Linked DNA regions of Homo sapiens: region 2 is linked to region 1. A link is an interaction called in ENCODE POLR2A ChIA-PET data of the cell type or tissue named here. Cell type or tissue: CD4-positive, alpha-beta T cell. All regions are shown on one strand. Each heading gives the region's core, and the rest is flanking DNA. Links, peaks and the distances in the headings are about the cores only.

Evidence for each region. ChIA-PET counts read pairs that join two places held together with the same protein. Peaks named below come from ENCODE experiments on the same cell type or tissue, not always from the same donor. Only the 100,000 strongest peaks of a DNase experiment are listed, where the experiment ranks them.
Region 2: POLR2A ChIA-PET joins it to region 1 with 6 read pairs; 3 of 35 experiments call an interaction of 5 or more read pairs at or near these places.

Annotation. Positions count from the first base shown.
Region 1 is chr22:39,909,188-39,912,109 of GRCh38, forward strand. The region is part of intron 1 of GRAP2 (GRB2 related adaptor protein 2); the gene reads left to right. Among named protein-coding and RNA genes, the nearest start is that of GRAP2, 9.6 kb to the left of the region's middle. RefSeq lists an enhancer at 995-1,304. In CD4-positive, alpha-beta T cell, for the core only: no CTCF peak of the experiment used is centred there; DNase peaks (open chromatin) are centred at 1,124, 1,915 and 2,239; H3K4me3 peaks cover 1,662 bases; H3K27ac peaks cover 1,046 bases.
Region 2 is chr22:39,775,382-39,778,303 of GRCh38, forward strand. The region is part of intron 5 of ENTHD1 (ENTH domain containing 1); the gene reads right to left. Among named protein-coding and RNA genes, the nearest start is that of ENTHD1, 120 kb to the right of the region's middle. In CD4-positive, alpha-beta T cell, for the core only: no CTCF peak of the experiment used is centred there; no DNase peak of the experiment used is centred there.

The sequences.
Region 1 (2,922 bases), core at 103-2,602:
TATAAACCGGGTACTATAAGATTTTATGAGTTGACACTTGGTACCCTGTAAGTATCCAAATAATCAAAGAAGGAGAAAGTGTGAAGTCAAGGAATCCCCTAGCTGAAAAGAAATTCCCAATACCTGGAACAAAAAAGATGGAGCTTTTAGAGAGCAGACTTTTTCTCCAGCAAAGATCCACAACTTCCATTTTTAAATGTAAGACGTAAGGGAGATTTATGATACAGCCTACTTTGTCAGATCATATTATTTCATAAAGTGAAGGGTCAATTAGGTGTTATTATTATCAAGAAAGCATGCTGTAATGCTTCGTCTTGTAGATGCTGTAAAAATTACCTGTCTGATTACTTTAATTCATCTTTTGGCTACTGTCTGCAGAAATTCACTCAGTCCCTAGCTCACAGGTATGCAGACGTACTGAGAACACTTTGGGAAATAAAAGCAAAAAAAACATTGGGTCCTTTCCCCTAAGGAATGAACAGTGTATTTGGGAAACTAGGAAAAACAAACAAACAAAAAAATGGTACCACAATGCAAAACTGATGAGGAGATTAAAAAACAGCTCAAGATGGAGATTTTTAGAAAGAACTTCTTGAAGGAGGTGCATCTGTAGGCTGAGAGAGATGGTTTAGCAAGCAGGCATCAATGCATCCACAAAGCTTTACACTTCAAGGAAATCATAGGAGAAACAGGGTCTTCTTTGCTGAAGATCTGTTTATTTTGCAAACAACAAAGAGTCAGAAGAGCCATGTGAAGTTTCCATGGGGAATCCAGAAACTAAACTTCTGCCACTGGAAATTACCTCAAGATCTTTTCCCAGATAGCCTGCTCTTCCCCTGCTTCCAATCATGTCCCTCAAAGTCTTCTTTTTCAAGCATAAATATCCTTAGTTCTTGTAACCACTCCTCCTATGAGGCAGTTTTGCGTGCTGCCATTATTTTAAGCACCCGCCTCTGATTGGACTCTAGCTTAGGGCCTCCCCTAAGTCACGGGACTCAGAACGGAGCAACGCTCTCCAGGAGTGATCTGAGGATGCAGAACACCATGGGGTAGTTGCCTCCCTTGATCTGTAGCCTATACTTCTATTAATATGGCCCATGATTGCATGAGCCCTTTTGGCACCCATGTCACACTGCTGACTCATATCGAAATTGTGGTCAACTAAAACCCATGAGTTCCCATGCACTACTACTAAGCCAGATCTTTCTTTCTTTTTCTTTTCTTTTTTTCTTTTTTTTTGAGACCAAGTCTCGCTCTGTCGCCCAGGCTGGAGTGCAGTGGCGCAATCTCGGCTCACTGCAACCTCTGCCTCGTGAGTTCAAGTGATTCTCCTGCCTCAGCCTCCCGAGTAGCTGGGATTACAGGCGCCCGCCACCACGCCCGGCTAATTTTTGTATTTTTAGTAGAGACGGGGTTTCACCATGTTGGTCAGGCTGGTCTTGAACTCCTGACATTGTGATCCGCCTGCCTCGGCCTCGCAAAGTGCTGGGATTACAGGCATGAGCCACCATGCCCAGCCAGATCTTTCTTATTCTGTACTTACACTGTTGATTTAAAAAAAAAAAAAAACCCTAGGACAGAGGTTTAAATGTAAAGACATTTATTTCTATTTCACTCGATCATTTTGATAACAACTTGTCCAAATCTTTCAGAGCTAGGGTATTAGCTTCCCCTCCCTGCAGGTGAGTACTTACCTGCTGGTGCAGCTAATCTCATGATGGATCTCTGGCCTCTAAAGGGCCAGAACTTCATTGTCTCTTTCCTATCCATAAATTCTCTGCAACCGTGGATGAATCTGCATCCTTAGACAAACTAGTGGGCCTCAATCTTCCTAAGTAAGATAGGAATAAGTGTGAATGGCCATTTCCTCCTTGCGGTGAGGATATGCGACAATGAGTTCGATGTCTGCAAAACCCTAAGGAAATGTCACTCAGAGGCAGCATTAGATGAGGAGAGAAAAAGTTTATTTCAGGCTCTCAGCAGCTTTCAGAAGACTTGATTATCCTGATCACTACGTGTGAAAGTTAATGACTTCATTTTTGCAGTTATTTTAAAAATATAACTGGTTTATCTGATTTTTGGTTGTAGTAACATCACGTGATGGTCAGTATCATTTTACACATTATTTGTAATGTGAGCAAGTGCCATAAAGCATATCTGCAAGACTCATTTAAAATGACTCTCTTCCCTCCATCACCTCCCCCAGCCCCATCCTCAACTCTACCCTCTTCTGTTTGTAATACGGGACTACAAAGATCTTATAGTTTAGGTTTCCGTCAGACTTTTGGAAACCTTTAAAAGACTTACCAAGCTAGCTTAGAAGTTCATAGATTTTCATCCCTGGCCAGCGCAGAGAGCTCACAGGTAACTTGTATAATATTTATCATTTCAAGCTCATAGAAATGTCATATTTCAAAACACATCCCTGAGAGCAGTTTTTTTGTTCCTTATAGACAGGTGCAGGGAACATCCAAATTTTTCTAGTCTGCCATTCTAATGCACATTGTGATGTTGCTCTTGTGACCCTATAATTATTAATTTTCCAGTAGCCCCTCCCCAACCTTTCACGTGATTTTTAATCCAGGGCCTGGGCACTCGTAGCAGAGTGTGATCCTAGGACCAGCAGCAACGGCACCGCCGGGGAGCCTGTTAGAAGTGAGGATCTCAGACCCTGCCTCAAACCTATTGAATCAGAATCTAAACTGTGAAAAAATTCCCCTGGTGATTCTTATGCACAGTAAAATCTGAGAAGAACAGATCTAGAGTGAAGGGATTTTCACTCCCATTTTACCCGCTGTAGACCTTATGTTGTAATACAAAACTTACAAACTTCCATTTGGTGTTTATTAAAAGGTTAGAGTCCTTAGTTAAAATGTTACCAGATTCAAATGTTCTGTTTATATATTCAGCTATTTCTCAGTG
Region 2 (2,922 bases), core at 304-2,803, 130 kb before region 1:
CATTAAAAGACTCAACTGTAGAGAAAGGAGAGGTCTTTATTTAGTCCCTTTGATCCCAGAGATCAAGTGACTTGCTCGGGATCACACAATGATTAAAGAGCAGAACTAGAACTAGAATCCCAGATTCCCAAATCCCAAATCAATGTTATTTACTAGGGGAATAAAAGAAGGAACAAAAAAAGTATGGGAGAATCAGCTGCACCAGGTTTTTCTTTACTAACAATTCTAACAGCTTGATGTGTACATGTTCATAACGTAAAGAGACTCGATTTCCCCTCGGGCTCACTCCATTTGTCCCTGGTGCTACTCCTGGAGGTGCAGGACCGTGGGAATGGGAATGGAGTTGAGTCAGCACACAGCTGGCCTCTGTATCTGTGCTGCTTGCCTTCTCCCAGGAAGATGGCTTTGGGTAGATGCTTTCTTGAATATATATAATGCAGCATTTGTGGAAACTTTTCTGAAGTCCACAAGAACTTGAGGAGATTTGATGGAGAACTGCAATGAATACTGTCTTTTTTTCTTTTTAAGGGGTTGGGGGCAGGTTCTCATTCTGTCACCCAGGCTGGACTGCAGTGGTGCGATCATGGCTTACTGCAGCCTGGCCTGCCCAGGCTCCCACCTCAGCCTCCCAAGTAGCTGAGGACCATAGGCACATGCCACCACATCTGGTTAATTTTTTTTTTTTAATTAGTTGTAGAGACGAGCTCTTGCTATGTTGCCCAGGTAGTCTCGAACTCCTGGGTTCAAGTGATCTACCTGCCTCAGCCTTCAAAAGCGCTGGGATTACTGGCATGAGCCACCACACCCAGCTAAATACTGTCTTTGTATGTTTGAACACAAACATGTAAATGTATACTCTGTAAACACTAAACTGATTGTTTCATGAGGACTTTCCAACCTTTGCTGGGAGAGAATTTCTCTGAATTCCACTGAAAAGGCAGAGAGGAGTACAGGTGAATTAATGTAGTTGGCTTGCTTTATCTGCCTTCTCATTTTCTTTCCATTTGAACCTGAATGTCAAAGAGCTTTGTTCTCGAGGATCTATCCAGCTGACTCCTAGACAGGAAGCCCAGTATTGAATTATGAGACTATACCCAGTATTCTTTATCATACAGTGCTTTTATACCTGCCAATATAATTGACTGATGCAAAATGGGACTTTGACACATGAGTCTCATTAAAGCTGGCTTGATTATTCTTGACAGTTATCTTTTAGGTATCCTTTAGTTTGTTCCCTATGTAAGACATCAGGCTGCAAATTTAAATACAGACTATCATGAAAATGACTGAAGTAGGAAAAACAACAAAAACACCTCCATGCTTTGAGCCTAAGGACAAAAGAGAATAGCTAAGCTGTTAAAGTAACTAAGAATACTTTTGCCAGTTTGCAGATGACGATGAAATCTGTTGAAAGAGAACTTCAGATTTGCTACTGAGTTAAGAGATTTTGCCTGCAGATAGGAACATTCCACCCTGCTACCTCTTTTTCATTTTGCAATAATACCATTGCATTGTTTCAGGTGTTACAATCATTGTATATTATTTTGTATTCATTATTGTGAATCTTAGTAGTGGGGTTATATTCCAACAGAGTTATTGCTATGATCTTGCCCTTGTTCTGATACATAGTATCCAATTACAGCTACAAAGCAGAGAGCTGGCAAGCAGGACAAAAGATGGATGCCAAAATATGTCTTTCTGTAGTTTAAAAATGTGTAACTGAAGGAGCTTCTACTTTAGTAATTAAGTCAATCAGAGGAAATAGAATCTGAAGGTAATAATAAGACCATTTTGCTAAGAGGCCACAGTTATAAATTAATATAGAGGGGTGACTTAAATTGCTTATTAAATGTATTGGTTTAAAAGACAAGCAACCAAGTTAAAATGAATATTGAATGTGCAACTTAAATAACATGCTTGACATGAAAATTTTAATATATTTTTTCTTACAGTACATGCATAAAACCTAAATAATCATAACAAGTTAGAATAGCTATAATCTCCCTATGATTGTGTGCGTGTGTGTGTGTGTACACAGTTGTAGGTCCTGAGAGTTTTATCATATATCATGACATATAATTGTAGTGTATATTATACTCAAGTATTAAAATAAGAAAACATAGTTTTAAAACACAGTGATGAAATATGGCAAGCACCATTTACTACCACTTCAATATAAACTTGAAATAATGGCTTAATTTCTCATGGACAAATACAGATCTGGACACATGTAAAGGTGCTTTTTTTCATGTAACTTGCTTCTTCTATAAAGGTGCTTTTTAAAAAAATAAGTGGGTCAGCTAAAGACTTTCCTGCCATTAAAATGGATTATAATGAATGGATTATAAAACAGGTAGAGGGTGCTCATTGTTAAATTTTATACCATAGTTAAGGTTCCACCAATTATAAAAACCATAATTTCCCTCAATAGATTATAGTTATAAAAATGAAAGCTGAAAATGTCTTTGTGAAGCTGGCAATCTTTATCTATTGCAACGTTTCCTGTCTTTCCGCTAGTGAGAGTTTCAACGGAGCCTGGTCTCTGGTATGTGGATGGTCTCCCTGCTTTATAAAGCATGCCAGGCTGAACAAGATGAGCAGGTGCCTGAGGGCACAAGAGTATGTGGCCATCAGGCAATGACAATAAAACCCTACAGGTGATTATAGAAGACTGAAAATGTAAGCTAAATTGGGTCAGAGGTTTAATTCTGACGTGAATTAAATATATGGAATGCTTGAAAAGGTGCCTGGCACACAGCAAACTCTATTTAGTCATGGTTATTGGTATCATGAAACAGTCTGAAGAAGTGGGATTACAGGGAGTTCCTGCCATGGCCCTGACTGGAAGTGGATGGGAATGTCAACAAACCAGGTGCTCTCCCTTCCCCGTAGATACTCCTGTATTTATGATCTGCAAGCATG